Regions from separate parts of the Mus musculus genome. Here region 1 is linked to region 2. The links are chromatin loops, found by intact Hi-C in ENCODE. Cell type or tissue: gastrocnemius. All regions are shown on one strand. Each heading gives the region's core, and the rest is flanking DNA. Links, peaks and the distances in the headings are about the cores only.

What was found. Hi-C counts contacts between places; a loop is a spot of excess contacts. Peaks named below come from ENCODE experiments on the same cell type or tissue, not always from the same donor. Only the 100,000 strongest peaks of a DNase experiment are listed, where the experiment ranks them.
Region 1: it touches region 2 in a loop (4-fold over the local background); 3 of 42 quality-filtered maps call a loop at or near these places.

What each region holds. Positions count from the first base shown.
Region 1 is chr7:64,175,629-64,191,987 of GRCm38, forward strand. The region is part of intron 1 of Trpm1 (transient receptor potential cation channel, subfamily M, member 1); the gene reads left to right. Among named protein-coding and RNA genes, the nearest start is that of Mir211, 22 kb to the right of the region's middle. In gastrocnemius, for the core only: CTCF peaks have their summits at 3,849 (motif pointing right) and 7,192 (motif pointing right); no DNase peak of the experiment used is centred there; H3K27ac peaks cover 2,557 bases.
Region 2 is chr7:64,277,354-64,293,712 of GRCm38, forward strand. Mtmr10 (myotubularin related protein 10) reads left to right here and starts at 10,317. Exons shown (of 16, transcript NM_172742.2): 1 at 10,317-10,488; 2 at 10,986-11,046. The coding sequence starts at 10,429. In gastrocnemius, for the core only: a CTCF peak has its summit at 10,180; a DNase peak (open chromatin) is centred at 10,220; H3K4me3 peaks cover 3,788 bases; H3K27ac peaks cover 3,125 bases.

The sequences.
Region 1 (16,359 bases), core at 2,833-10,832, 100 kb before region 2:
GTCAGGGTTTCTATTCCTGCACAAACATCATGACCAAGAAACAAGTTGGGGAGGAAAGGGTTTATTCGGCTTACACTTCCATACTGCTGTTCATCACCAAAGGAAGTAAGGCCTGGAACTCAAGCAGGTCAGGAAGCAGGAGCTGATGCAGAGGCCATGAAGGGATGTTCTTTACTGGCTTGCTTCCCCTGGCTTGCTCAGCTTGTTCTCTTATAGAACCAAGACTACCAGCCCTGAGATAGTCCCACCCACAAGGGGCCTTTCCCCCTTGATCACTAATTGAGAAAATGCCTTACAGTTGGATCTCATGGAGGCATTTCCTCAACTGAAGCTCCTTTCTCTGTGGTAAGTCCAGCTGTGTCAAGTTGACACACAAAACCAGCCAGTACAAGTACCTAGAAGTAAGTCTATCCAAAGAAGTGAAAGATCTCTACGAAGAACTCTTCAAGTCACTGAAAAAGGAAGCCAAAGACACTAGCTGATTTTTATGTCCCCAGACTGGCAAAATTAATATTGTGAAAATGGCCATATTACAAAATTAGTCTACAGATTATTTTTTCATTTGTTTTTATGAGGCAGGATCTCTATATAATCCTGTCTGTCCTGAAATTCACTATGTAGACCCGGCTGGCCTCCAACTGACTGAGAGTTATCGGTCTCTGTCTTCCAAATGCTAGGATTAAAGTTATCCATCACCACACAACCTACTCTACAGATTTAATATATGACCATCCAAATTCCGATTTCATATGTCTAAAAAATATCCAGGAATTCCTGTGAAACCACCAGCAATGAGACATAGCAAGGACAGTTTTGAGGAGTGAGAACACAGAGGTATCACAACACCTGCCCTCAAATCATACCCTGCTAGAGTGATGAGGATGACCCCGCAGTGGCCTGCAAACAGCCAAAACCACGGGACAGAAAGATACCTGGGATTACACTGACAAACCTGTCTCCATGGAATCCTTAACAAAGGCCACAAGTGGAACAAAAGAACCCAGTCAACAAACTGAAAAGTGAGACAAGAGCCAGATCCTTCACCTTGTACAAAAATCAAAAAGATCAAGAACACCAGCTCTAAAACACCTTAAACACTGAAGCTGCTGGAGGGAAACACAAGGGATGCTCTTCATGACTTTGAGACAGGTGAGAACTTCTGAACAGAACATCAACAGTGCAGGGCCCTGCCACAGGCATAAGAGAAGGGCTGCATGAAATTTAAACATTTCTGCACAGCAAAGGAAACAATAAGCAGAGTCCACAGACAGCTCACAGAATGGAGGACAATCCACACCAACGGCACTGCAGACAAAGGGTCAATATCTCGATTTTACAAAGCTCTGCCGAATTAAACACCAAGGAAATAGAACTTCCAATCAACAAATGCGCTCACTTGTACAGGACGTTTTCAAAAGAGGGAAGAGAGATGCCCTGTATCTGTTTAAATTTCCCCTCAATATCCCAGGTTCTTTCTTGGGCCACATTGGGTCTGACAGATTTCAGAATAAAAGAGAAATTCCACTTAAGTTTTCAGAGAGGCTGGGTTGCCCAGAAGAAAAGAGCTTTCCTCACTGGGAGAGTCCCCAGTAGTACTCCAATAAATGCATATATATTAAGAGCCTCAAGAGGAAAACCTACATGCAAGTTGCCTAAATTCTGTTTACATGGAGAGAGGTTTTGCAAAGGCCCAAGCTTTGACTAGGCCAGTTTTATTCTGGTTTGCGTTTATTTGCCTAATTCTTGTTTTCTAAACAGAACGGGGGCAAAGTTGGGGTGAGGAAGGAGGATGGGGGAAGGGAACCATGATCAGACTACATTTTATGAAAAAAATTATTTTCAATAAAAATAAAGCCCTTCATAAAAAAATAATAACTTAAAAATACCATTCCTTGAATTCTAGAGGAGGGACCATTTCTGAGCTAAGGATTCTTCAAAATAGATGGCACTCCTTTCATTTTAGCCAAGGTAAATCTGTCTTTTGGGAAGAAGGAGCCATGGACTGTGGAAAGGAGAAAACTCTGCTAAATGAAGGTTCCAAGGCTCAGGGAGAACTGGGGATAAACTGTCGACAAACTCTTTAACCAGATATTCATATCTAAAAGAAACCAGAGAAGCAGACGCTTTGGGCCCGCTGAGATGGCTCAGTGGGTGAAGCTGCTTGCTGCCAAGTCTGAAGATCTAAGTTTAATTCCAGGGCTCTACAAAGTAGAATGAGAGAGCCAGCTACAAGTTGTCATCTAACTTCCATACCCAGGCCATGGCAGGTACACACACACACACACACACACACACGCACACACACATATGCACAGTCAACCAATGTAATAAAATAATGGAAGAGAATAGAATACCAGAGCATCTTGTGCTGTGTCCTGGTCTTGAAAAGCAGGCCCTGTATTCCTGCAGTTCTTTGCTCACACTTGTGACCCATCAGCAGCCTCCAAAGATGCTCAGTGGAAGATTAAAATGCAATGTATTTCTAATTTTAACAAGAGAGACTCGAGTAACAGTGTTCTATCCTGGCCTTTCATGTGATTTACTGAGCGCATCCAGATATTTCTTTGATGACTGTTCCTGATTGTCAACTCGACGACATTTGGAATTAACTAAAACCCAAGTGGCTGGGTACATCTGTGCAGGATGCTTTCTTAATTAAATCATTTGAAGTGGAAAGATTCGCTTTTAATCCAGATCTTTTGAGGTGGGATGATCTGCCTTTAATCTGAGCCACACCTCCTTCTGGCTGCCTGAATAAAGACCTGGAAGAAGGAAGCTTGCTCTTTTTGCCTGCTTGCCCTCACTCTTGCTGTCAAGTCTATTTTTTCGATGGCAAGTCCATTCCATCACTAGCCATTGTTGAACTAGCTTTACCATATTCTCAAAAACCACTTTATTAAATCACACACACACACACACACACACACACACACACACACACACACACAAAATTATTCTATCCTGCTCTTCTACAGAATCCTGACTAATACAGGGTCATTTTTCTTTAAAGGTTATTATTCTCTAAATTGAGATAAAAATTCATATTTTAGGAGTGATCATGCATTACTCAAAAAGGAGGGGACTGGAACAAGACTCCCATGATGGTTTTGAGTGCTCCTCTTTATGTACAATGCATGGACCAGGAATCATGGCTTGTCTGAGAGTACCGACCCCCAGCCCCTGAGCATCACAGCCTCACTATACAGCACGGGCAGCAACAACAGTTCATGATGGTGTGTGTCTTAGTCAGGGTTTCTGCATGAACATCATGACCAAGAAGCAAGTTGGAGAGGAAAGGGTTTATTCAGACTACACTTCCAAATTGCTGTTCATCACCGAAGGAAGTCAGGACAGGAACTCAAGCAGGTCAGGATACAGGAACTGATGCAGAGGCCATGGAGGGATGTGACTTACTGGCTTGCTTCCCCTGGCTTGCTCAGCTTGTTTTCTTATAGAACCCATGACTACCAGCCCAAGGATGGCACCATCCACAAGGGGCCCTCTCCGCTTGATCACTAATTGAGAAAATGCCTTACAGCTGGATTTCATGGAGGCATTTCCTCAACTGAAGCTCCTTTCTCTGTGATAACTCCAGCTTGTGTCAAGTTGACACAAAACCAGCCAGTACACTGTGCCATGTGTCTGTCCCATGCAGTTAAGTGCTGCAAACCAAACAAGTGTGCAGGCAAAAATAATCTCATATGGCTAGTTCCTGCCCAGATCTCTTCTCTGGAACATAGACATCTTGAAAGAAGAAAAAGCCACATTGGCTTGTCTGTAATGAGACCCACATCCACATTCTGGGAAGTTCATGACAGCCCCAAGTGACTGAAGAAGCATGAGTCCTGGTGTTCCAGCAGAGGGCAGCCAGCACAGTGACACTGGGACTTCTGCCACTGACTGACTAAGGATGGATGAGATGGTGGAAACATGGTGAGCCATCTCTAAGGCTGTTTCCTTGGAACATCCTGAAGCTCCAGCTGTGACCCTTTGTTGTAATAGAGCCCAGGGCCTGCCCTCATGTGCACCGGTTCTATGCACTTGAACCCTGTGGGGCGGCGTGGACAGAGCTCCGGCCCAGGACACTCTTTTGCGGCAGCCACGACTGTTATCTTTATCGTAGAGATTATCCTACAAACTAAAGCATATTAAATGCTTGGCAGGTCGTTCACACCAATATGTCAGTTATCCCAGAGAACGGCATCTGCCAACAGTATGACATAACTCTCTGAAATGCAGGAAGAGAGAGAAAAGACAGAGGGGAAAAGAAAAAAGGAAAGCAGTACAACCTGAGAGGAAGACACTGTCCACTTGAGGTCCACTCGTGGATTCTTCCACCATTGATTGGTTTTTCTAGAATGTGCATCCCCCAAGCACACGGGTTAACACAGCTACTGCTAGTCTGGAGAGTGTGGAGGGCTGTGTTCCAGGTGAAGGATGCTGCGATACTAAATTATTGATAGGCTTGGATTCCTTTGAAGAACGGCCTGCATTACTTTGCCTGGCAGATGCTGTGGGGTCTCCCTCCTGCTGAACTAGTCTTCTCTCTGGAAAGACCCCCTGGTCCTCAGACAGAGAGAGGAGTTCCCAAAGCCTGATTTTTTTTCAAATTTTTATTAGATATTTTCTTCATTTACATTTCAAATGCTACCCCAAAAGTCTCCTATACCCTCCCCCTCCCACTTCTTGGCCCTCCTCTGTACTGAGGCATATAAAGTTTGCAAGACCTAGGGGCCTCTCTTCCCAATGATGGCTGACTAGGCCATCTTCTGCTACATATGCAGTTAGAGTCAAGAGCTCCGGGGTGCTGGTTAGTTCATATTGTTGTTCCACCTATAGGGTTGCAGACCTCTTCAGCTCCTTGGGTACTTTCTTTAGCTCCTTCATTGGGGGCCCTGTGTTCCATCCAATAGATGACTATGAGCATCCACTTCTGTATTTGCCAGGCACTGGCATAGCCTCACCAGAGACAGCTATATCAGGGTCCTTTCAGCAAAATCTTGCTGGCATATGCAATAGTGTCTGCGTTTGGTGGCTGATTATGGGATGGATCTCCGGGTGGGGCAGTCCCCAGATGGTTCATCCTTTCATCTCAGCTCCAAACTTTGTCTCTGTAACTCCTTCCATGGGTATTTTGTTCCCTATTCTAAGGAGGAATGAAGTATCCACGTGTTGGTCTTCCTTCTTCTTGATTTTCTTGTGTTTTGCAAATTGTATCTTGTGTATTCTAGGTTTCTGGGCTAATCTCCACTTATCAGTGAGTGCATATCAAGTATGTTCTATTGTGATTGGGTTACCTCACTCAGGATGATATCCTCCAGATGCATCTATTTGCCTAAGAATTTCATGAATTCATTGTTTTTAATTGCTGAGTAGTACTCCATTGTGTAAATGTACCACATTTTCTGTATCCATCCTCTGTTGAGGGGCATCTGGGTTCTTTCTAGCTTCTGGGTATTATAAATAAGGCTGCTATGAACATAGTGTCGCATGTGTCCTTATTACCAGTTGGAACATCTCCTGGGTATATGCCCAAGAGAGGTATTGCTGGATCTTCTGGTAATACTACGTCCAATTTTCTGAGGATACCCCCCCCTCCAGACTGATTTCCAAAGTGGTTGTACAAGCTTGCAATCCCACCAACAATGGAGGAGTGTCCCTCTTTCTCCACATCCTCGCCAGTATCTGCTGTCACCTGAATTTTTGATCTTAGTCATTCTGACTGGTGTGAGGTGGAATCTCAGGGTTGTTTTGATTTGCATTTCCCTGATGATTAAGGATGTTGAACATTTTTTTCAGGTGCTTCTCAGCCATTTGGTATTCCTCAGTTGAGAATTCTTTGTTTAGCTCTGTACCCCATTTTTAATAGGGTTATTTGAATTTCTGGAGTCCATCTTTTTGAGTTCTTTATATATATTGGATATTAGTCCTCTATCTGATTTAGGATTGTTAAAGATCCTTTCCCAATCTGTTGGTGGCCTTTTTGTCTTATTGACAGTGTTTTTTGCCTTAGAGAAGCCAAAAGCCTGAATTTTTAATTTCTGAAGATCTTATTGTCTCCCAGTTGGGAAAGTATCTGTGCTTTTATTTAGTCATCCCCAGGAGAACCAGATAACCTGAGAAACCACCAATGGTGTGGGTCAATCTTCCAACTGCTCCCTCATCTAGCCACTCTTAATTGCCTCTTGTAATTTTCCTAATTCAGAATCAAAGATTTTTAAAAAAATAATAATTTATTTATATTTCATGTGCATTGGTGTTTTGCCTGCATGTATGTTTACGTGAAGGTGTCAGATCCTCTGAAACTGGAATTACAGACAGTTGTGAGCCACCAGGTGGGCACTGGGAATTCAATACCTGTCCCCTGGAAGAGCAGCCAGTGTTCTTGACCACCGAGTCATCTCCCCAGCCCCTCGACCCCTCCCCCCCACAAATCAAACATTTTGAAGTTACCACTTGGCTTCCTTTGTTCATGATATGATTTTACTTTAAAATAGTCATTCCCGCTTCTGCTCTAGAGTCTCTGATCACTAGATGAGACATGGAAGGGCAATGGAAAGGCATCTTGTTTAATATGTAAGTAAATTTCAAATAGGAACTACCCCTGCTGCCAGTCTCAGGAGTAGCAGAGTTCTCTCCCTCTCCCTCTCCCTCTCCCTCTCCCTCTCCCTCTCCCTCTCCCTCTCCCTCTCCCTCTCCCTCTCCCTCTCCCTCTCCCTCTCCCTCTCCCTCTCCCTCTCCCTCTCCCTCTCCCTCTCCCTCTCCCTCTCCCTCTCCCTCTCCCTCTCCCTCTCCCGTCTGCAGAATAAATCTTGTCAGTTTTGTGATAGCAAAGCCAGACGAGGAAGAAAATCTATAACTAAACTATATGGAAACACCATTCTTTATTTAATTAATTAATGTATTTATATCCCAAATGCTACCCCCATCCCATTCTTAAAGAGATTTGCAAAAGTCAGTCTAAAGTTAAGCATTACCCCTGACGTGAAAGGCAAAAGCCCTCAGGAACGCTGGTGGAAAGCAGCCCCTATGCAGCAGGGCACTCGTATTCATTTGCCCTCCGTTGCTCATTTCTAGAAGCCCCATTTCTAGGAGCCTAACCTGAGGATTACTGGTAAATATAAAAAGACTCATGGAGAGATTTCGGGTTGCAGTGTGGTTTTTAAGAAGGAGGACTACCTAAGTGTCCTCAAGAGGGCACTGGCTCCATCAACTTCCCTGAGAGTCATTAAGAGGGGACCAACACCAGCAACCTCAATACACTCACCCCAAAATCACAGATCATGCGGAGCAATGCATAGAAACTGGGGAATTTTTACCATCTCCTGAAAAAGAGACACCGATAAGCCCAAGAATGAGGCTGGGAAGGAGTGTGAAGGAGAGGAGATAGACCTGTGGGCATATTGAAACTCAAAAGAGGACCAAACATTTCTCAGGTTTACTTGTGGAGAAGGGTGGGGAGGTGAGGAGAGGAGATACACAGTAGCTAGATTCTGCAGAATAAATCTTGTTTGCATATTTGACTTTACAGTAATGAAAATATTTCATTTAAGTTGAACTCAGATTTAAATCTAAAAGCTAACTCATAAAAAAATCAAAGAAAAAGTAACTTTTCTGTGCAACAAGTTTGTAGAATCACTGGAAGAGAATTATTTTAAAGAGATTCAAAAGAACATTAAGAGTCTTTTCCTAAAGTTGAGAAGAACAAGAAAACATTCAAAACTGCTTTCAGTAGTTAGCAGCAACGCTGGTATGGTTTCCAAACTGTACCCAGGAGAAGGGGAACTGTGCTAACATCATTAGGAATGAAACTTTCAGAGGAAAGGGACCAGGGATGTATGTAGCATTATGGATGTTAAGTCCCCATATTTCCAAATTTGAAGTCAAAAGAAGGCAAATGAATTGGAAAATCATTTTGAATTCATGAAACACTTCAACATCATACAAATGTGCGCACATGTGCGCACACCTGAGTTTAGCTCCTGGTACCCACAAAGTGTGGAAAGACCACACACACATTCACACTCAATAACACACTCACACACACTCACACATACACACACTTGCATGAACACACATTCATACACTCAAACACTCACACAGACACTCACACACACTCATACTCATTTACACACTCACACACACACACTCTCACACTCTCTCTCTCTCTCTCTCTCTCTCTCACACACACACACACACACACACACACACACACACACCTTGATCCATCTGCCTTTTACACTTTCTTTCTTGGGCCAAGAACTAGCCCAAGAAAAGAAGCAGACACAGAAACCAGGGTTACTCGGGGAACGTGTTCAAACCCACAAATTTGTACTGATAGTAAGAAAGGAGAAATATGGTCTCCCTGGGATGAGACGAAGGATCCAACTCCGCAAAATAAAAGCTCTCTCCCTGCCTCTGCTATGTAACCAGATCTGACCAGCACAGCCTTCTTTTTTGAGCTAGGGAGTCCAGTGCATTAGAGATCCACACCCACCGAGTTCTGTTGACTATCATCTAACCTGCAGCTTGCAGGCCTTGGGAGCACTCAAGATCCTCCAGTGACATCAAGCCCCCATCTTTCAGCCATGCCGCCTCTCCTGACCACTCCCTGGCAGATTCCTTGTGCCCAGGAAGTACCCCGCCTCTCAAGCTCAGCTTCTACCCGTCCAGGCAGATCTGTAGCAGCCTATTTAATACATTCCTCCTGCCCCCAGTGCAATTTCCCAGTGGAACTGAAAACTCATTGCCTAGAAAGAAGAGGCAGACCTGCGGCCGGGCTGCTGTGGTGTAGGCCTGCCATTCTGGGTCTGTACCCAGTTCAGTGTCTGGGAAGCCAAGTATTGGTCCACAGTTCCTGACCCATAGCACAAAGGGTTCCAACCTTTGGTGGGCACAGAGCTGGAAGGAACTAAGGAAAGAGCAGACTCTCTAGTACCTGGCCTGGCTGGGCTGCCCCCAGCTGCATCCTCTGGGGGAATTTAGACTCCCTGTGCTCCTGGATACCTGCTAGACTCCTGCCACGGTGTTCTACAGCCTACTGGTTATAGGAACATCTCCAGCTCCAGCCTGTATCCCATCCTCAGGGCTCTATAGTGAACAGAACATCCTAAAGTGTGCAGCCGGGCCTGCTCCGGTTCCCACACTCTCTGGGCAAGTCAGCCACTCCCTACCCTCGGTGTCCCCTTGTGCAGATGGGAACCTGTCCAGGCATCCCACCCATCTACAGGTATACAAGCCCCTAGTAAAGCAGAGAGGGGTCTGCTCCCAGGAGCCCCCACTACCACCTGTGCTGAAGAAAAGTCCAAAGGGATACATATCAAGGGGCCTTTCTGGACTTTCCTTCTAGCAGGCAGAGAAAGCATGCCAGAGGCTAGGACACATGCAGGTGTGTTGGTACAGCAAATCCACAAAGCTCTCACTGTGGTGGCCACTGTGACCCCAGTCAGGCAGATTGCTGGTGGAGTGGAAACAGAATGGGATCAGAAGCTTCACGTGGGCCTGAAAGTCATGTGGGACTCACCCAGCGTTTGCCGTCGGAGTCGTCGCAACCTCTGGCCCAACTCTGACCAACTTAAAAAGGCTCCGCAGTAATTGGAAGCACGTGGCTCCTCTTCCTGGCTCATGAGGGCTGGGGCATAAGCTGCCTGCCAGTGGGGGCTTCTGAAAGAATGATTATGCCCAATTGTCTCAATTATGCAAAGTGGGCTGACATTTGCAGCACTGAAAGGCCTGGCTGGGGCAGGGGAGGTGGGGACCACTTCAAAGGGAGGTGGCTTTTGTGCATACCACGCTGAGCAGCCTGGGAGCCAGGTCACGAGGCTGCCTCTGTCTCACGGGGATCATGAGGACCGGGCATAGGCACCCACATGCTCTTCATGTGGGCTGCTCCTCTTAAAGAGTGAGCCCCCCTCATTCAGCTTCCTGCCTGGGCCCAGGAGGAGGCTGAAGGAGGCTAGGCTGCACCCTTCCCGCTTGCTCAGCAGCTGAGGCAGGTAAGTTCAGTGACAGAGTTTGGCTCTTTCAGCCCCTTGCTCCTCTCTGCAAACGTGGCTTCAGGGCCTTCTGGGACTGGGTACTAGATCCAGACTGAGCCTGGGTTCCCAGAGGCCTGACTGGTTGATTGGCAGAGAAGAAGGTCTGTAGGGTTGAGAACTGGCTCGATACTCTGAGCTTCCCTGGGCAAAGCTTCTCCATGCGCATGCCTGGGATTTGCTGGGAAACCCCAGCTTCAGAGCTGGGCAGCATCTCCCTCTTCTAGTATCTTACCTCCACCACTTTCTTCTGGGGAAACAGACATCTTTAAAAGCCCCAAAACATTGAAGTTCACCGATGGGTGAGAGTGTGTACATCAAAGCCTTCAGCTGCAGGAATATTGAACTGTTAAAGTTTAATTAGGCTCAGGGGAAATCTGGGTGAAGGCTGTACTCCCTCTTATTGATCACCTCACAGCAGAAGTGTGGTCAGGACTCTAGACATGTCCAACAGCACGTGCCAAGGCCAGCAATTCCACATGGAGGACTCTGTCTGGAGGAAATGACCTGAAGGTATGAGGATATTCACCCAGCACTGTGTAGCACAGTGCAACCCAGGCTCATCCAGGGACAGAGGATAGACACATAATCATGGTCTATCCCTATAAAATATCACAGGGCACTTTAAATGACAGAGAAAAAGGTACGTCAGCCTTGTGCAGAACAATCGTAGCTTTGGAATTTGGATTGCCTGTGCCTAACCACATGTCTAATCTATTCGTAGAGAAAAGGCAGGAGCGAGCAGGGGCAAATATTATTAATTGTCCTTTTAGGATGCGGCCTTGGCAGCACCTGCTTCTTTGAACCTTTGTAAGTCTCACTTTTTTTTTCCTCCTGTAAGTTTCGATAACAATTTTTTAAGCCAAAGTATGCATGTTTTCAAACCACAGCAATCTACCTAAATAGTGGGAGGAGGACACTGTGCATAGAGTGGACTCGTGCTTATGAGAATGAAGGTAGGAAGAGAGGAGAGACTTGAGCCCTGTCTGAACTCAGTGCAGTCACAGGAACAAGGCCCCACCTCCACACAGGAGGAAGACGGGTTTGACTGGGGAAGAGTTGTCTCTGGCAGTGTTGCCTGACATTTACAGTTATATTTGTAGTGTAAGTTGGCCACTCTCTGCAGCTTATTTTAGACCCCAGAAAATGTCACTGGAAATGTCAATTCATGTCACGTGTGTTTGCTATAATTGTTGTTTGCTTGATTACTTTCTAGAAGTCTAGAGCTTGATTTGACTCTCTAACTCCTAAGTTCATGAATGGTGCAAGAAATGGAGTGGGCCCCAGACATTTGAGCTTGCTTGTCAACCCCCCCCCCCCCCACCCAGTGAGTGGAAATAGATTTTCCAACAAGCTATAAAATAAGTCTCTTACTTGGGGGACAAGGTGTTAGATGGTTTTGAAAAATTCTTCTTCCACTTTGGCTGAATATTTTTTTTCAAGATATTCTGGAGACACACAGAGAGATAGAGATAGAAACAGAGCAGAGACAGAGAGAAAGAGACAAATGGAGAGAGAGAGAGAGAGAGAGAGAGAGAGAGAGAGAGAGAGAGAGAGAGAGAGAGAGAGAGAGAAATTGAAGTTAGAGTCTGGGCCTGGATCTAGAAACTGGAAGTCCCCAGCTAGGAGTAAGTGGATCCCTATTCACCAATATCTTCTGCAACCTAAAGGAATTCAATGTCTAAAAACTCAGTTAGAAAGAATAGCCTGCCTGGTGTTTGCACACACCTGCAATGCCAAAACTTGAAAGGCTGGGTCAGGGTTCATGATCATCTAAACTACATGGTGAGACTGTCTCAAGCGGGGGGGGGGGGGGGGGGAGAGCAGGTTCAGCTATGGACTGCCACTATGATTAATGCCACTTACAAAAAATGAATAAATGAAGTCAACTTCAATTCTATAGGTTTTGAACTCAATAAACATGTCAACACCTAAAAGCTTATTTATGAGATACTTCATGTCAGGATTCTCGGGTTTTTGAAATCTTGCAGACTCTGGGGCACACCTGACCATGGTGAATGGCTGTGTGGTGGTTTACCCTGTCCTCAGTATATCTCAGCTGAGACCATACGCAAGGGCTCAGCCATGTTTCTGCCATGCTAGACAAATCAGTTCTAGTTCTTTCCATTTCAGCAGGGATGTCCCAGTCAGGGCGGGGCAATCTCAAAATCTCTTATTCTCAGCACCCGGAGCAGTTATGAGTCTATATTGCTGCCCCAGCAGAAAGTGGCTTCTCTGGTCAAGATGGAAGGCAGCATTGATCTACGAGTACAAACATAAATATAAGGCAGTTTAACGTGTTCATTTAGCAAAACAACAGCAGTAGGTTCCCCTTGGGCCCTCTGACTACCTGAGTCATTGGCTTTTGAGCGGTTGTGCAGTACCAGGCATGAGTTCCCTCCCCTGAAAGAGGCCTCAGTTCTGATCAGAAAGCAGTTGGCTCTGCCCAGAGTCTCATGCTACTGTTGCACCAGTGGGCATGTCTTGCCTGGCAGGTTGACATTGTAGTCTAATCCAGCACTGGATAAGGCCAGTTTTTTCTCTCCCACTGGCATGCCCAGCACCTTCCAGTGCGGTGAAAACTAGCTGGCAGGGATGGTTTCAGGCCAGTTTCAAACTTCATACCTTATGTCCTGCAACCAAAAGCTATGCTACCTTCCTTTGCTCCTTCTCAGCTAGCTTGTCTTTTTGCTGTTGAGTGGCAAGACACCCTCACATGATCTAGGTACTAGACCCTCACCACATAGATTATTTGAGAATATTTCCTCCTGCTCTTCAGGATGCACCTTTAATGCGCCTTTATGCACATTTCTAACTTAATGAAATCGTTTGTCTACTTTCTGTTGTTGTTCATGCTTTGGTACCATTTAGACGTGCACTGCCAAGTCAAGATTTAGTCCCACGTTCCTCTTCCTTCTAAAAGATTTATGGTTCTAGCTCTTACTTCTAGGTCTGATCCCATTTGAGTTGGTTTTTGTGAGGGGCATGAGGTAAGGGTCTAAATTTATTCTCTGGTGTGTGAAAATACAACATTTTCAGCACTATCAGCACTGAGAGAGCTTGACACCCTCATTACACATCAGTTTCCCATAGATACATAGGGTTGTTTCTGAACACATTTATCATTGCAATTTTAAAAATCCTGTCTTGAGCATCAGCCAAGGGAACATTATGATGGAGTAATTAATAACCAAAACATCGTTTTGGTTATTTGTATTGTTTATGGTTTTGTGATGGATTCTAGGCATCTGGAATTAGACTATTGGTGGTGTTTCTTGGGGTGGATATTTGGTCTTGCTTTGTTGAGTAGAGGCTTGGAACTTTGCTGTTACCCAAGCTTGTCAGATGGTGGGCCAGATAAATGGCACTTGAGGTTCAGTCTTCGAGCCAATCTGTATTGATGTGAAAAAGGTGTCAAAAGTGGTCTTAACTCAGTATAGGCACATCTTCTGAACCCAGGAGCAACCCTCAGTAGGCTTAGAAGGTTTGTGTGTGTGTGTGTGTGTGTGTGTGTGTGTGTGTGTGTGCGCGCGCGCGTGCGTGTGTGTATGTTTTGAGACAGAGTTTCTCTCTGTAGCCCTAGCTGTCCTAGAACTTGCTCTGTAGACCAGGCTGACCCCTAACTCACAGAGAGTCACCTGCCTCTGCCTCCTAATGCCAGGAGTGCATCACTACCCAGCATGCTTAGAAGGCTCTTGCTGTCAATCTTCAGGAATGTGTGGAAGGCTCATTAGTGGTCTTTAGGTGGCAGAGGCTGGAGTCACAGTGAATGGTGCTTTGTGGAAGTGTGGATCAGGATGCTGTACCATCTTCTGGTGGAGATAGGTAGGGTAGAGGCCAAGCTGGTGGTTCTTATCTGGATTCAGGGACACAGGACACCACGAGGCACCAGGCATCTTGATATGTGGCATGACTGGGTCTGAAGATCTCTAACTAAGGATATAGTTGTCAGGAATTCACATGGTTCTGAGGTGGCACCATGGGTGGGTGGGGTGACTGGAAGGCAAGCAAGGGGGAGTGAGTCCAGGGGTCCCTGCTTCTCTTTCTGAATTTGAAATCCTCTTTTCTTGGTCTATGCCAGGTGTGAATTTTGGCTGAAACTGTGAAACATGAGTTCTCCAATCTTGTTCTTTTTGCTTTCCAAAGATTCACAGTCTATTTATCCATTGAAACCTCCTTTGAACTTGGGCATCAGCCCTGATTTTGTTTCTACAAAATAGGTCCATAGAATCTCCACAGGGTTGCCTCGAATCTGAGCATTGCCTTGGGTTGTTTTGCTATCTAAGTTTCCATGTTGGCCAAATAGAATGATACAGGTCTGCCATTGCAGTTCCCAGAAGCGAAAGCAGATAAATCACAAGTTCAAAACCATCAAGGCTATGTAGCAGGTATGGGACCAGTCTGGCAGCCATGAATCCTTGTCTCAAAACAAACACTAAAAAGGTGCCTCATTCGATCTCCCAGTGAGCAAAGAAAGATTTCTTCCCTTGCCTTTATCATTTTAGCTTGCTTTCTATTGCTGTAGTAAACGCCAATTACCAAAAGCCATTTGGGGAGGAAAGGGTTTATTTGGCCTACACATTGCTGATGGAAGAAGCCAAGGCAGGGGCTCTAGTAGAGCAGGAACCTGGAGGCAGAAATTGAAGCAGAAGCCATGAAGGAATGATGCTTACTGGCTTGCTCCCCATGGCTGTCTCAGCTTGCTTTGTTATAGAACTTAGGACCACCTGCCCAGGGGTGGGGCTACTCACACTAAGCAGAGCTCTCCCATATTAATCATCAATAAGGACATGATCTACGGGCCAACTTTATGGAGGTGTTTCCTCAACTGAGATTTTCTTTTCCCAGATATATCTAGTGTGTGTCAAGTTGACAAAAGCTAGCCAGCATAATATACTCCTTGTCAAGTTGACATACAACGTTTCACTGTTACTATAAGCCTTCCTTTCTTGTTCATCCCTAAGATCTCATATTAATAATGTTATAATATAAAACATTCCAACTTTTAAAAGTCCCACACTCTATAGAAATTCAAACACTTTAAACGTTCAGTTTCTACCCTGTACCCCCAAAACCCAATACAAACAAAAGTTCAGTCTCTTTAAAACATCCAATGTCTCTTTCAAAGTTCAAAGCCTCTCTAAAACTACAGTCTCTCTAGAAGTCCAAAGTCTCTTAACTGTGGGATCCCATAAAATAAAATAAAAAGTTACATAATTTTATACTCCAAGAGGGAAGAGTCAGGGCATGGTCATAATAAAACCAAAACCAACGTCCAATAGTGTAAAACGTTCAGCACCTGGCATCTGGAATGTACTCATGTTCCTGTGGGCTCCAAAGACCTCAACAGTGGCACTTCTCCAGCTCTGCCCTCTGCCACACACACAGCTTGTCTTGTGGACTCAGGCGGGCATCCCTCCATGGCTGCTGCTGTCCTTGGTGGTCATCTATGGTATCGGAGTCTTCAAAATGTTGGGCTCTGTACTGTAATTGGACGGTACCTTTCCCAATAGCCTCTCCTGGCCTCTCCTCAGAGACTCTAACCTTGTTACATGGGGCCAGGCCTCAGTCTCTTCCCATGACCCCTTCGGTATTGAAGCTTCAACTGCAACTGAGTCTGCACCTTCTCCAATGGTTCCTTATGGCCTGTGTGTGTGAATGTATATGTGTGTATGTGTATGTGTGTGTGTGCCTCTGTATATGTGTACATGTGTGTGCATATGAGTGTGTGTGCCTGTGTGTGTGTGTGTGTACACCACAGTGCAGATGTGGAGGCAGAGGACAGTCTGTAAAACACAGTTCTCTCTTTCTCCAGTGTGGATTCTGGGAACAGATTCCCAGGCTTGGTGGCAAGCACCTTACCTGCTGACTTACCTTACCGCATGACTCTTTTATAGGAGCCGTGAAGACGTTCTGGATGTAGACAGTGCCAATGGTCATATAGTCCCTGAAGTGGACCAAAAGCAATGAACTACAAGCTTTAAGGCAAATTTTAGGGCTTGTGGCTTATATCTCAATATATTCACATTTTGACAATTTCACATATACATACAATGTGTTTCGATCATATTCTCTTATTACTTTCTTTTATTCCCTCCTTCTCTTACTAACTCCCCTCTTTCCCCCAGCTAGTCCCCCTTCCAGTCTCTCTGTGTGTAGCACACTGAGTTCAATTGGGATCGATTGTCTAGGTGTGGGTGGGAGGAGAGTCACCATAGACCGACAACGTATCAGTCCACACTACTGAGGAAGACAGCTAACTTAAAGATCACTCTTTTCTCGGGGACTCCCAATTGGAGAATGGTTTCTTAATGTGTCCGGGCAA
Region 2 (16,359 bases), core at 5,230-13,229:
ACCTGACTGACCCTCTGATTTCTATCACCCATACAGTTTATTTGTTAAAGATCATGGATCATATATGCCAAGTTCCCTCTGGTCTAAATTTTACCTTAGAATTTTTAGTACTTTAGAAGCATTTTGATGTGTTCTTTTGATCTGCACAACAGCAAGAGGATTCCCAGGACGGCTTACGCTCATGTTTTGCAGCAAGACAAAAAGAAAATTAGTGGACAGGAGAAGAAAAAGAAGCCCTGCAGCCTGGAATCCAGCTTGCCTTTCCTTCTTGCTGAAAGTGAAGAGACTTTGACAGCACTGGTAAAGCCATAATGGCCTGCAGAGATGTGTATTTTTCTAAAGACACCTCAAATAAAGATATTAAAGACAGTAAATGAATCATGTTTATTTAGGGCCAGAATGCATGTGAACTTGAGGCTTACCAAGTATTGCCACACCTCTCTCATCCTTACATCTAAACAATATACCTCATTGGGCCACCTTATAACTTTACTTACAACTAACAACATTTTTCTTTTAGAGAAGCAAATTAAGCAAGCTGGTTCCCGTGGGGTTTTTTTTCCTTAATTTTCTTAAGTAATTTAAATTACTTAAACTTTAGCTCTGCTTAATCTTTAAGCCTGGCTGTAAATTACATCCTCTCAGCAACATAACTTTGAAAGTCACAGAACCATGAGTGTAGCCATCACAAAGATACCTAAAATGCTCGCATCCGACCTTGTGTTGTATACGCACAGTTGTGCAACCATCTCTCCTACCGTCTGCTCTCAAATCTAAAGTGTGTTCTTGCCCTAATAATAAACGTAATTAACTTCGCTTCACCCTGACTCATCCTGGAATGTCTTTTCGTGGTTTAGATACAGTCTTCGCTTTACTCAAGTGTAGGTCCCTAAGTGGGTCAGGGGGAGCTTCTCAGGCTGTTGGCAGCAATGCTGCACCTCATTTCCCAAGGCTCCCAGCAGGGTTCAGGGTTTGAAACTACTGGCAAGATAGTGTTGCCCCGCTCATCTTGACACCCCCCTGCCCCCGCCATTTGTACTTGGTTTTTGTTACCTCAGCAGGTGTTGATGCTTCCTTCATCCATAGGAGATCAAACATGATAATATGGGTTGGCAAGATGGTTCAGTGGTTAAGGGCACTTGGCACCAAACCTGACACCTGAGTTTGATCCCAGAGACTGAGACAGTGGAAGAAGTGAACTGACTTCCACATATGTATTCCCTCAAGTTAACTAATTAATTTAAAAATATTGTAACATCCCAATTTCATTACTCTTTTGGTTTCTCTGTTGAATGGTTCATGAAGAGGTGATTGCCTTGATCCACTGGCTATGTGCACAGCAAGATGGCTCAGCCTGTGACTCAGAACTGAGTGATTGGTCCCTTGTATGTACAAGGCCCTTGCAAAGTGACTGCTGGTCTCATTTTTTTAAAAAAAGCATTCATGATCCGATGGGCTTATACACACATGTGGTAGAGTTCACCCATCATATTTATTATCTTCTCAAAATTTCTTTCTTTCTTTCACAGTTTAAATATGCTAACTTATTTTCTTCTGGCATAGAATGTGGCCACCAAAAATTGTGATAACAATCTGACTTCTTTCACACCAAACTCATTGCTTTGCTTGTCTAGTTACAAAAATATTCTTCTTATTTTTCTTTCTTAAGAGTCTGAGTGTTTGAGAAGAATGTGTTCCAGTACTGATAAGTCCAGGTTAGTGTTCTCAGTGAAATCTGTTCTTTCAATTTGTGGCTTCAAACACATATTTTAGTGTCAATGAAGTTATTCTTTTCAAGCAAGAATAATTTTAATTATTTTAGCCTACATGCAAAGCAATGTGTTTCATTGTGACATTTCCATACATACATGTCATTACATTTCACTCCTTTTTTGTCTGGACTGATTCATTCCAACCCCCTTCCCCTTCTCACTTATCCCCAAATATTCTCCCCGTCTATTTTTATGTCCTGTATATCCTATTGTCCCACTTAATTCCTCTCCCCTCCTTTCGATTTCCCTCTCCCCTCTCATACTCCCTTCTTACTTTCATGTCAATATGTACATATATGAGAAAAGATACTTGTCATTTGTCCGGTTTATTTTGCTGAACACAGTGGTCTTCAGTTCTCTACATTTCTACAATGCTGTAATTTTATTCTTTACAACTGAATAATATTTCAGTGTTTATGTATATACCACTTTCTTTATCCATCCATTGGTTGGTAGATATGTATGCTGGACACATATCATGGGTGTAATGAACAAAGCATGCAAACATCTCTGTGGGGACTGACTTAAGGGTATTATAGCTGAATCATATGATAGTTCTATTTTTTGTATTTTGAGGAACAACCCCACTGGTTTCCATAGCGGCGGCACTGGTTTACACTCACACCAGAAGTTAAGAAGTGTTCCTCTTTCTGTACATCCTCTTTGGCATTTGTTGCTATTTGTTTTCTTGGAGACAGACATACTGATTGGGGTGAGACAAAGGCCCCAAGTGGTTTTGAATTGCATTTTCCTGCTAGCCAAGGACATAGAACACTTTTCTTTATTCTCTCTCTTTTTCTTTAGAACGTTTTTCAAGCATGTACTAATCATTTGTATCTTGTCCTTTAAGAAGTGTCTGTTCATGAAAAGATTGTTCATTACTTAAGAGAATTTATTGCTTTTCCAGAGAGCCAGAGGTCTGGTCCTACCACCTACATGACCGCTGATGACTATCCAGTTCCAGAGGATGCAATGTCCTCTTCTGGCCTCTGTGGGCACCAGGCACACATGTGGTACACAGAAATATGTGCAAGCAAAACACATAGACACATACATTTTAATTGCAAAAAAATTAAAAGAAGTGTCTGTTCAGTTGATTAGTCAGTTTGATGATTTAGGGAGTATGGACTATTTGTATTTCTTTCTAGATCCTAGATTCTAGATTCTAGGTCAGTATAGTTGGCAAAACATCCTCTTATTTGTTAAGCAGCCTTCTTATGGTGTTTGCTGTCTTTTTTTTTTCTGTGCAAAAGGTCTTTTAATTTTGAAATTGCATTTATTCATTTATTCATATATGTGGAAGAAATGAGTGTTTGTGTACCATGATCCATGTGTAAAGGACAGAGGTCAAGTTGTCCATCCATCATATGGCACCTTGGGACTGAACTCAGGTCATTCGGTTTGGTGGTGCACATCTCCTTTACTTACTGAGGCGCCTCACCAGCTCTGTGCAGAAGTTTTAAGTTTCAAGAAATTCTACTTGCCCAGAGTTATTTTGTGAGCAACTGGAGAACTTTTCCAAAAGTCCTCTCTTAGTATAAAGCTATTTTCTTTTTCTAGTTTTAACTCTGTTGATAGTGATGGATGTGTGAATTCAACTTCTTGTGTATGCAAGAACCATTTGCATTCCCAAAAAACCTAACATGTATGCTATGTCTTTGATGTAGTCATTGTGAAAGTTGGGCTTTTTAAAATTTCCACTGATCATCAGAAATCAATAGAAATGAGACATGACAAGTCATTGAGTATACCTGTTGTACTGACCCACCTGGAAAAAGTGAATTTAAAAAAAGTGTTTCAGTGGAGGGATTTTATAAGCTGATTTTATCATTCAGAACTATACTAAATCATTTTATAAGAGGGTTATTTAATAAGTAAACTGTATTGCAATAGAGAAAATAAAGCACAGTTTTAATGAAAAACAAACAAACAAACAAACAAACAAAAACAGGTCAAACCAGGTTTGGTGGTGCACACTGTTAATCCCAGCACTGGGGAGGCAGAAGCAGGCAAGCCCCTTTGGGTTCAAGTTCTAGGCTGCTACACAGTGAGACTGTATCTCAAAACAAACAAAGCAAAAAGGAAAAGGCAGCCCTTTCATGAAGTGTTTTATGTTTTCTTCTAGCAGTTTCAGGGCTTCGGATCTTAAATTCTTTGATGTTTGAATCGGGTTTTGTGCAGGGGGAGAGAAAGGAATTTAGTACTTTTTTTTTTTTTTTCAAATGAAGATATCCCTGTTCCCGGTATAATCTGTTGAAGAGGCTCTCTCCAGTTCCTAATTGTCTTATTTTCTTTTTATTGTCGCTGTGATAGAATACATGTTTTGAGGCATTCATCAGAGAAGACTGGTCAGACATGGGTTTAAGCCAATAGAAGATCTTTATTAACTAGCCAGTGACTACACTGAGTGTTCAGGATCTTAGTGGAGCAGGGAGCATTTTTCAGGGTGAGCTTTTAAGCACACACACACACACACACAGTCCTGGGGTGACATACTTCAGTTAACAGGAACAGTTAGTCAGAAGAGAAGCTACAAAAGCTAAAAAGCAAGATTGCACTTATTTTGAGACTTTCCCAGAGTCATGTGGGCTTTGAGGGGTTCGGCCTTTGTTTTAGTTTTGGCAGGTAGGTGGTGGTGTGTCTACAGGGTGAGTTTTGCATGGGGTCAGCTGTGCTAAGGTCTGGGGCTCTGTTACATATTTTTTCCTTCTTTTAAGTCTCCTCTTTCATTGGGTCGCATGGAGTCTGCTTCTAGCCTGCCATCTCACCTGGAAGAAGGATGTCTTTTGAACTATAGTTGGTAGTATTTGTGTTGTTTCCTTAACCTATACCCTTCAAACATTCCTCTTCTTCAAGGATAATACACAGTCTTCATACTGGATCTTTTTTATCTGTGTTAAACACCTGCCACTTCATTCTTATGCTGGTTGGATTTTGTCTTTTTTGTTTGTCAACTTTACACAAACCAGGATCATCTGGGAAGAGAAATCTCAATTGAGACAATACTTCATCTTTGGGCAAGTCTGTGGCATTTTCTTGCTTAATGATTTATGTAGGGGGCCTAGGCTACTGTGGAGTGTGCCAGTCTTGGATAGGTGGTCCTGGGTTATATAAGAAAGCAATGTGAGCAAGCCAGGAGCAAGAGAGTGAGCAGCATTCCTTCATGGTCTCTGCTTCCATTCCTAATTCTAGATTCCTTCCTTGGCTTTATCAATGATGAACTACAACCTGTAACTTAAACAAACAAACAAACAAACGACGACAAAAAAACAAAACCTTTTCCTCCCAAAGTTGCTTTTGGTCATGGTATCTTTACTACTACTACTACTACTACTACTACTACTACTACTACTACTACTACTACTATTTTTTTATGTATGTGAGTACACTGTTGCTCTCTTCAGACACACCAGAAGAGGGCATTGGATCCCATTTCAGATAGCTGTGAGCCACCACGTACTTGCTGGGAATTGAACTGAGGACCTCTGGGAAAGCATTCAGTGCTCTCAATCGCTGCGCCATCTCTCCAGCCCAGGCCATGGTGTCTTTATTACAACAATAGAAAGCAAACTAGGGCAGAGTCTTCTTTCTTGTTTGGGGGAAGATTTTAAAAGACATTTGTGTTCAAAGCTGAATGGGATGTTTTATGGGAGCTTGGAAGGTCAGAATGTTGAGAGACATGTGGACAATGAAGACCTGGCTTGTGACATTTCAAAGGGAAGTTGGAGACCTCATTGGGGCTGTTCCTGTGACAATTTTTAGTTAAGAGTCTGGGTTCTGGTCAGCTAAGGCTAAAGAGTCAGCTGTGGTTAACAAGGGACCATCTCCGTTGAAGTAAAAACTTGGTTTTTCGAGATTAATGGATGCTGGTTAGCTGGAGCTGAGAAATCTAATGTTACTAAAGATTGACCCGAATTATTAAGATGAAATCTGGAAGTATTTCCTCGGGGTTAACACAGCAACTGTGGTCTGTGGTGGTCAAGGCTGCATCTCATGCTAGTAGCTAATCATGGTAACAGTCTTCCATATGGTTCTGGGTTTGCTGTCATGGAAGCTGCAAGATTGACAGGAAGTCTGAAGATCATTAGTGAATCCCCGAGGACAGATATGGAGTTGCACAATTTGATTTACCTTGCTAGATGTTGATTTTTGCCTTCATGATCGTTGTACCCTCGTTCTCCCACTTGTAATAAGAAAGTGTTTAACTTTTATTTTATTTTACAGAAACTCGAAGTTGAGAGACTTTGGACTTAGAGATGTTGAGTATTTTAAAGAGACTGAACTTTTAAAATGTTTGAAATGTTCTAAATAGTATGGGATTTTTAAAGTTATATTTTATATTAACCCAAGATTTTGGGGATAAAGAAGAAGAAAAGGTTATGGTTTAATGGTGACAGGTTTGTGTCAAATTGACAAGGAGTCAACTGTGCTTGTGAATTTCTTGTCAACTTGATATAAGCTAAAAAAAAAATGTGTCTATCAGATTGGCCTGTCTACAAGTCTGAGGATTTTCTTGGTTGTTGATTCATGTGGACGGCCCACTGCATTTTGCTTTTTATGTGGGTCCTAGGGATCAAGCTCAGATGCTCATCCTTATGCAGCAAGTACTTACGGACTGAGCCATCTCCCCAGCCTTCTCATTGCATTGCGTTTTGTTGATGTTGTTGTTTGGGTTTTTTGTTTGTTTGTTTGTTTTATTTCAAACCTCGACTCATACTTTCCTGAGACTGTTCTCATGTGAAATGTGCTGTCTTACACTTTTGATCTGGTGTGAGACACTTTTCCAACACATTGTGTTCTAATTGTTCTGTGTTCTCAGCTGACCTTGTCTTGCCTTCCTTCTTGTCTACTCCAGGATGCTTCATCCTCAGCAGTTGTCCTCAGAGTGGACCCTTTTCTGCAAGAGAAGGCTCCATACACTGTTTTCCCAAAGGTCCTTCAGTCCCTGTACTCAGTCCTTCCCTCCGCCAACACACACCTTATAAGGAGCCTCCTCAACCCGACTGGCTGGATCTTCCCGTAAACACCCTGGGCTACTCTGGAGTTCTCTGGATGCCTCACTGATTCCTGACACTGATACCACAAGCACTTCAGGGCGATGAACTTGTTAGCGTCTTATGCTCTATCTTGGGAAGCCCGAGGACATCATTTCCCTTAGATATGTTGCTGAGGCTTCTCTTGGGTGGTTCTGGGGATTTTCTGTTTGTTTCCTCTGCTTTACTGTGTTGTTGTTTTATCTGTTTTATGAGGACTAAAGAACTGTTGTGGCTTGTCATCTTTGCTGAATTATCCTCTCATACACTTTAAAATGCTTACATATTTTCTTGAAAAGCATATACCCAGCCAAAGGCATCATTTTGCAGCCATCAAGTACCGCCGGTTCTAGCCGTGTCTCTTACTTGTATGTACACTGTTACCACAGCCCTAGCTTCTTGCCCATGCAGGGCCACCCCAGTAGTGGCTGTTTTTAAAATACTCAGTCAGGTCACTGTCACTTCTCAGCTCAGTTTCCAATTTTCAAGATCTAGAACCTGGGCTGTTGTTTCCCTCTGACCTCCTCTCCATTGGTTTAGGCTGCTTCAGGCATCCTGGCCTCAGGGGATTCATGCTGCTGACCTTGAGTTTCACCTTTACTCCGTTTAGTCTTTGCTCAGATGCCATCAATGCAGTAAGGCCGTCCTTGATTTAACCTAAATCTTTATTGATAAATACAATTACTCCTCTCCCTCCATTCCTAACTTCCTTTACAGTACCTTTAAACTATGTTACACGTTTTATATGTATATGTACATGTACACACACACATATATATATATACATACATACATATATATTTTTTCTTTCTTTCTACTCATTTCAGTAGAATGCCATGAACCTAAAGAACATTGGACTCTTATGAGTCCTGATTCAGGCCCATCACAAAGCTGGCACTCAATAAAAATCTGTTAACTGATTGAATGAGTGACCAAATAAAACATAAAGTATCTAGCACCCATTAGGTATTCAAGAAAAAAAATATATTCTCTCTTTCTCTGTCTGTCTGTCTGTCTCTCCCTCTCTCTTCTGTCAATGAAAAAAAAAACTGATCTCTCTAGGGAATGCCAGTGTTCTCTAATATAGAAAAATCAACAATGGGAACAGATGTATAATTAGACAAGCAGCTTAAAACTTTAACACAAAAGCCCAAAGCTGGGGATGGTCTAATACACCAAACACAGTAGTGAAGATGAGACTCTAAGAAGGGCCTGCAAAGCCTATCAACAGACTGACTTCTGTCACTCCAAACTCCCAAACACACACTCTGAAACACTGACCCCTAATGAGAACATACTCAGAGACAGGGCCTTAAGACAAAAAAGTCAGGGTGTTAATCAGATAGGCTCAATGTTCTAAGAAGAAAGTCCCCCCTTGTGAGAACATAACAAGGAGGAAGCCATTGGCTAAAGATACTGGGAGCCCTGGTGGGAAACATCTTTGAAGCTGAGTCTGGTAGAGCCTACCATCTACTTGTAGGCTCAAGTTCAAGGCCAGCAACTCAGTAAAACCCTGTCAATAAAGGAGTTGGGGGTTACAGTTCAGTAATAAGTCACCTGCTAAGTACTTGGGGAGCCTGGAGTTCCGTTCAGTTGCTAGCACAGCAAGAAAAAGGGAAGGGAAACTCAAAATCCATCTTTACAGAGCCTTGCTCTTGTGCTTCTCTGACTCCACCACTGAGATAATACATTTTTGTTGTCTAGACTAGGGTGCCTGGAGCAGCCTAATGCAGTCAGAAAGGAATCAGTAGCAGTAGGTCAGACAGTAACCCAAGTGCCTAAGTGGACTAGTACAACTAGATATGCAGAATATGGTATTTTAAAATTATCCAGAAAGATAACAAATCTGGAGTTCCCCCATTTTTCAGTTTTTTTTGCTGACATGCATAAAAGATGCAGATTCTAAGAAAATATGGACAACACCCCCTCCCCCCAAAAGAGCACAAGTGTTTGAAGACTTTTAGGGAATACATCCATTTAAGGTAGAAAAGTAACAGAATCGTCATAAAAGTTAAATATGTACCAGTGTTTTTTCATGAGTAGTTCAACTGAATTTACATGTCAAAATACAGTCAAGTGTTATAAACAGATAAGCTAGAAAGATTCAGGGCTCTGACTCCAGGACAAGCTGAAGAACACACAGTATTAGTGATGTCAGTGCACTTGTCTGCATGATGACTGTGATTTCTGGGGCTCACGTCAGTTTCCCTCTGACATTCATGATAAAATGTTGAGTTTGGACCACTATTTTTCAAAGTATAGGGGCATGGAATACCACTGGCCCCCTCCCACCAAAGTCTACTTCAGTTCAGAGGCACAACAAATCTAGACATACCCTATGCTGTGCTGAAGTTGGACAGCCCTTTGCAGCTAAGTGGCAGATTCTCATTTCCACAACCTACTGTATGAATGAAGGGAAAAGGGAAAGAAAAGAAAGGACATGACTACTCTTTGGTATGGTGGAGGAGAAAGTTTTTTGTAGATAAAAGGGAGATCATAGCCAGAGGCAGAGAAATCTGGGAGAGTTCAGAGTAGACTTGACCATGAGCCATGTGAGGAGAGCAGGGCAGGAAGGGGGAGAGGAGAGAGAGGAAGAAGGTGTAGCAGCCAAGAGGGCAAAAGGTGAAAGAGATCAGTCATTAAATAACCAAAATGACTGGATTTTATAGAGAAGAGCCTCTGGGGAAGGGCAGCCCAGTCCCTGGGTTGGAGAGTCCCTGGGTAGAGGGTTGGGTATGCTAACCATAACAGGTCCCATAAAAGCTAGGGACTAAGGGATGCTGAGAGAACCTGGAAGCCAGGTATGCTATATGTTAAACAGGCACCTGACCTATTAGTCCCAGGGTTTGAAATTTAACAGTGTTTGGTTCCCACCAGCGATGGGGTCTTCTCTCCCTGGAATTCTGTTAACTTACCTGTTGAATAGCATCTTTATAAATGAGGATGGAAAGGGGCGTGGGGAGACAACTTGCTTAATATCCCTTTTCACTTAAAGTTTAACGAGAAGAATAAAATCAGAAAACTAAACTGGGGGTTCTGGTTTGCCAGCCAGTATCATCTGTCCCAGGCACTCAGCACAAGCCAAGCCTCAGAACCTCAAGGAAACCAGTGGTTAAATCAATTGGTAGCAAGAGGTGAAAGAAAAGTCTTCCCTCCTTTAATATAGCAGCCATCGCAGATGCCGGAGGACTCGGGTCCTGGAACAGCAGCTACCGTGCACACTGACCACCACAGGCCATTGCAGCTTCGCGAAGCCGGCATGACCCTCGTGAGTCGCAGTAGGCCTGTGAAATCCTCCGTGACCCCTGCGGGCCTCCGTAGAAGCGCGCTCTCAAGATGGCCTCTCGGGTCCCCGTGGCGCCCCACTCCAGCGTCGCGCTCCGTGACAGTACCGCCTAGAGACTGAAAGCTTTGACTGCAGCTCCGCGCGAGTCGCTTCCGGGGATGGGCGTGGCTCCACCAGGCTCCGCCTATTTCGGGCGGGCGCTCGGCCTGGTCCGTCCCCGCCCGTCAGTCCGCCCGGCGGGGCGGGCCGCAGACCCGGCCTGGGCAGCTGCACCGGGAACGCTGAACCGGGAGACTTCTGACCGGCCATAGGGCCGGGGCGCACAGGCGGCGGCACCATGTTCTCTCTCAAGCCGCCCAGACCCAGCTTCAGGTCCTACCTCCTGCCGCCGGCCCAGGTAAGCGCTCGCGACCCGGCGGGGGGCTCGGGACCCAGACGAGTCGCCGGCAAGCGCGCCTCCCGGGAGCCACGGGCGCAGTAGAAACTTGTAGCGCTCCGCGGCGGCGGCCATTCTCTGGCCGAAGTCCTGCGGTCCCTAGTCCTGCCGTGTGACGAGATCGTAGAACCGTCCGGAGCTGCATTTCTTTCCTTCCTTCGGGGCTGGGCACCGACCCTGCGGTGACTGCCAGATGGTTGCAGCGCTGTGGACACCTCGCAGAGCTTACCTGTCTCATAGCTGTGAATTCTTGAAAGCGGCTTGGGCTGTTGTAAATATGTTTATTGTGAGGCTCTCAAGTCGACGAGAAGATCTTAAAACGATCTCTATTTGGACCTGAAAGAGTTTTTAGTAGGGGATATATGTCTGTTGCATGTGTCATCACTTAGAAAATCTGCCTTAGTATCTTGTGACAGGGCGGTGTTTGGATTTTGCTTTATTTTGTTCCTGTATTTCAGACTGACGATAAGATCAGTTCCGAACCGAAGATTAAAAAGCTGGAGCCGGTCCTTTTGCCAGGTAAATTTCAGAATTTGAATGTGCCTTGGACTGAGATTGTACGGAATGGTATTGTGTAGTTCTCTTTCCCTTTCCATTATTTTTAACTTTCTCCAGAGAGTTGGCTAGACATAATTGATGTTTGTCTCGGAAAGTTTAAAGTACAATAGAAGACTTTCAAGAGAATAACTACCTCATTTCTTTTCTGTCTCCTGAAAGGGTAGTTTTGAAAGATGAATCTAATTGCTTGGGTAGTGAAAGTTCTTATGCTTTCCATATGTGTTACCACCTAATGAAATCATGATTAATAATCCAATCATTTTAATGTGTTTTGATAGTATGAAAAGCATGTCTGTGTTCTAAGATAATGACAAAGCTTAGCAGACATTGACTGACTCTGTAATTGGCTTTTGAAGTTGTCAGCTGTCTGCAAGTTTGCTTCTTTCAGTTTAGAACTTTGTTTCCCAGTAGAGACACTATTGACCTTTCAGGCTGGGCAATTCTTGTGAGAAGCTGTCCTGAGCTGACAGCCATCCCTACCTCTTTGGCCTCTTATCAGTTCCATGATAGTGGTGCCCCCATCTTCTGCTAACTGCTAACATCCTCAGTACAACCAGAATGTCTCCAGGCATCCCCGTGTGTGTGTGTGTGTGTGTGTGTGTGTGTGTGTGTGTGCTCGAGCCTCTTGGAAATCATTTGTTAAGAACAAATTTATCTTAGATGGAGACCTTACAAATAGAAGTAGGGATTCATAGAAAACAGTTTTACAATGTAGAAAAACTATTATTTGATTACTATTTTTGAATTGTGTAGCAATTACACAATAATTAAAGAAAAATCGGTGTTTTAATAAGATTATTGGGGCAAATAACCAGACATTTAGGAAGGCCTATCTATCTTAAGCTTAAATTATGATCAAATACCAGTTTTGTATGTCAGAAAAAAAAAGTCTCAAATTCATCCCTTTAATAAGAGAGTTACGACTTCACAAGTGTGGGAACTTGAAGTGTAGTAGAGATGAACAGTTAAAGCGTCAGCCTTTGGTTCCGTATGGCAGATGCCAACTCTTAAAAGTTCTTGTAGACTACTAGAGTTATATTTTTTCTGGCTTTTGTTAGTGTCTTCTCCTCAGTGTTTACTGATGAACCCTTTCTGCTGGTCCTGAGAGTGAGCTGAAGCAGTACTGAGCAACCCTTGCCCCCGTGCATGCTCCGTGTTGGTATTCGCCACCGTAGGCACAGCAGAGACAGCCAGGGGAGCAGTATGCGTGTTGACCAAGTGTCTGGAAGCTGTTGAACTTTGCCTTCGCTTTGAACTGGTTTTTAGACAGCCAGGTCTCCCCTCAGCAATTCTGTGCTCTGACACTAAAAAACAATGTAGTCCTAACTATAAATACTCAAGTTTTGTTTTTTTTTTAATTAGCTTTTAAACTTAAGCTATGCTTAGGAAAAATGTGATTATGAATATGGTTGAAGAATTTTCTTAATGAAGAATTAGTCTTTGAAATTACTACTAATACTACTACTATTACTACTACTACTACCATTTCTGGGGAAGATTTTAACCCCGGTTCCTGACTGTGAGTAGTATACTTTTCGTAGAAATAGCAGTGTCTTTTGTTCAATGCCCATTAAAAAACTTGCTGACCTGAATGATAACCCTGATTGATGTCCAGTTTTTCTTTGCTCCCTGTTTATCTACAGAAGACTGGGCTGCTCCTGAACTGTAAAGCCTTGCCCCTTGCCTAGCCTCTGCTGTTCTTACCGTCTTGTCCCCACTTTCCCAATGCTCTTTGAGGTTGCGCTTTGGCTGAGCCTCCCATTCTGGTCTCCCTTTCCTGCCTTAACTCTAATGTCAAATCTGCAATTCCTGCTAAAACCCCAGTGGTATTTCTTCGGCCTACAACGTGGTACTCTGCATGTGTAATCTGGAAAACGAATAGAAAGTATTGTGATCTAAGCCTGGGCTAGGGTGATGAGGCTTGCAGCTCGTGGTAGAGTATGTGCTTACCATGCTTGGCGTGCGCAAGACACTGGGTTTGCTCCCCACCACCACAAAAATGACAGTGAGCAAACTATAAAGACCTAAGCTAGAAGAGCACTTTTGACTGAGGGCGTGGCTAATACAGTTCTGCCCTTCATTGCCACTGGGGGCAAGAGAAAATCCTCTCAAGTCTCCTGTGGCTTTCTTTACCCAGGTACAAAGAACAAGAAGTAATTGTTCCGTGATATAGTAGCATACACTGCGTTTTGGCTTACTGCCTTGGGTCCAAGGATATCCTACTACGGTTGCCCGAAGTTTGAACTTTTAATTCAATAAGCAGATGAAAATTAGAACACAAAATCAATTGTTTACTTGTGGGCCTTGATCATGTGCTCCGTTGGGCCTCAATGCCAAGTTTAAAATGGTCCCCATCATTTATTAAGTAAAGAAAATTGAAGAAAATGATGAGTAATTGAATTCAGATTCTGGTTTATATTAGTAATTCTCAACTTTCCTGATTCATGAAGCTCTTTGAGATGAGGATTGTATCAAATATAGCTTTGTGAACCTGTTACCTTAACACAGTGCCTGAAATGTGACACTATGCTATCACTGAGTGAATGACTGGACAGTAGGACCCCACCCTGCTCAAACTGTTACCTTAGGTGTGCCTGCATGCAGAAACCAACTCCTGGATTTAGGAACAAGAGAAACACTGCTATTTCATGCTAGACATCTCCTGAGAATTACATCTGAACCTGTAATTGGAGTAAAGTACTGTGTCAGCTTAGTTACCATCTGAGCCGGCATTCTCTTTGTCATTAGCTCATTATATGAATCCTGTTCTCTTATTGTATAGATGTCAGTCATCCCATGCTTTTAGAAAGTACAGAGTATTACAGTCAAGTCTGTAACTCTGTATGTTATTTGTGTATGGGAACATATGAGCACTATCCAGGTTTTGTGTAGAAGGGAGAGTTTCCTGAAGTATAGTGAATCTGGAGGTTGTGGTCTGATAACCGGTTCCCAGATTCCAGGCAGGGCCTGAGTGATGTTTAGGGTAATTATCTATCTATCTATCTATCTATCTATCTATCTGATTGGTTGAAATCATATTGTCTATCGTGGTGTCAGACCCTTGGGGGCTGGCACTCCAGGCCATTGTGCTCTCAGTCTCAAGTGGTGTTTTCGCTAGGCTATGGTCAAAAGAAAAGTTAGGAATATAGAGCTTTTTTTCATCAGTTTGAAGTAATTTGATTTAAAAATTGCACTGAGATTACCTCCTAACTTCTTTGACATACAAAGTTAGGAACTCTGTTTTGCCCCCGAAATTGTTTTTAGGCATAGACATGGTTTGGAATGTAAACTGGAAACTGTAGGATGAGATTATTGTCAGTACGGTTTAGTGAGCACCGTGTAGAGATGACTAGTTACTTTGTCTGTATAGGTGTCCTCCCACCATCTTTCAAAACACATCTCCTTTTGACAAATTGTTCTAACCCAACTCTACGCAGCCATAATTCGGTCCTCACAGTACAGCTCTGCTCCCACACAGGCATATGTCCAGGTTCACACAAGGAAGGTGTTTGGCAGTGCTGCCTGTATTGTAGTTCCAGAAAATCCATGCCAACGAAGGAAGAACACCGAGGGGCTAGCATGACAGTGCGCAGGCAGAAAATCCATGCCAACGAAGGAAGACACCGAGGGGCTAGCATGACAGTGCGCAGGCCTTTGGGCTTTGCTGCCCTTGATATCCAGCTAACACAGAGCCACAGAATGTCCTCCTTGCTAACCTTGCTCCAGGCATGCTTCTGATACCTGAGCTTGAATCCTTGGCTGATAAACCTTATAGGTCAATCCTCACAACAGCTCTGTCAGGCAAGGTACTAGTTTGTCTTCAGTTGACAGGTGAGAGAATTCCTAGCAAGAATTAAGGAAGCTGCCCAGTGTTGCATAACCTGCAAAGGCAGAGATTCTCCTGTGCCTGCCTCCCACACTGTGTGTGCTGTTAGCCACTAAGCAGCACGGCCCACCTCGCTCCATTGGTGACTTTCACAGTCAGGTTTTTGCTTTGGAACTGTGGAGGGCAGCCTGAAAGCCAGTCAAGAGAAGATTCTTTTCAAGATTCTGACTTGAAAAGAGCTCTGCTTTCCTCACGACAGTGACAGATTTTGACCCAGCTTGAAGAAGAACTTTCAATGTCAGCTGCCAGAAAGAAAGTGGAATGTCTTCAGAGGTAGTGATTTCCTGTTGCTGGCCTTGCTGAGGAGTGGCTGGTAGAGTGCCACTGGCTAGCTTTGTGTTTGGGATGTAAGATTGCAGTGATAGGGCTCCATGACCTTTGCCCTCCTGCCTCCCTGAGGTGGGATCTTTTGAAGCATCCTGGAGGTGGGAGGAAGAAGATTGAAATGCAGTGACTAACTATAATGGATTTCTTTGTTCAGCAGGTGTGGAATGTATGCGAGTGTTGCTTGGCAGAGGGTTTTGGTTTGTTTTTGTTTTGGGAAGGTGGTGGGGCAGATAGAGTCTGCCCTTACACAATGTCTGATCTTTGGGGAAAGTGCCGCAGTGGATACCAAAGCTCGTGAGGGCCCAGGGTAGTCACCTAAGTCAGACCTGGGGCTCACTATGGACTGGCAGCAAGCTTTCCCAGGGAATGTTTGTGATCTGAACTTTGAGTGTCAGCTAAGCCCAGGCCACTGCTCTGAAAGGCCTGCGTCGGCTCAGCTCATTCTTCTCTTTCCCAATACAGAACCAAAGGCACTTGAGTTACAAACATTAGCTGGTAGGTCGGTAGCGCATGCCCTGACCAACAGTTCTCTTGTAGTCAGACCAGGGCATCCGCAAAGCTGAGAACATGTAGCTATCCTAATTTATACATATTCATTGTTTGTGCTGTTTCGATATTGTTCTTGTCTTCTGCCTCACCCTAAGTCTCATTTCCTCTGTTGGGTTGTAAGCCACTCTCTGGCAAAACATAAAACAAAACTGTCTCTTGACTCATATAATACCCATTCAAAGATGGCTACCTAGATGACAGACTGATTTTACTTCCACAGTCCCAGGCTTGACCATCACCTGGAGGCATCCTGTGTTTACAGCTGCCCATTTCTTATGCTCCTGCTAAGAACCTCAGGCCAGCATGATGCTAACTCTTCATACAGTCTTCCCACTGGTGCTTAAACGCTTTATTAACTTCTTAAATAAACTCTACCTTACTAATTTGTGTGATCCCAGGCACTGATGCTTGTTTCACTTAGTCGGGCCCTCTGCTGCCTCCCAGATACTTTATTCATGATTTGGGTCTTTGTTACTCTGACCACACACTCTGTACATCACTTTCCTGTTCAC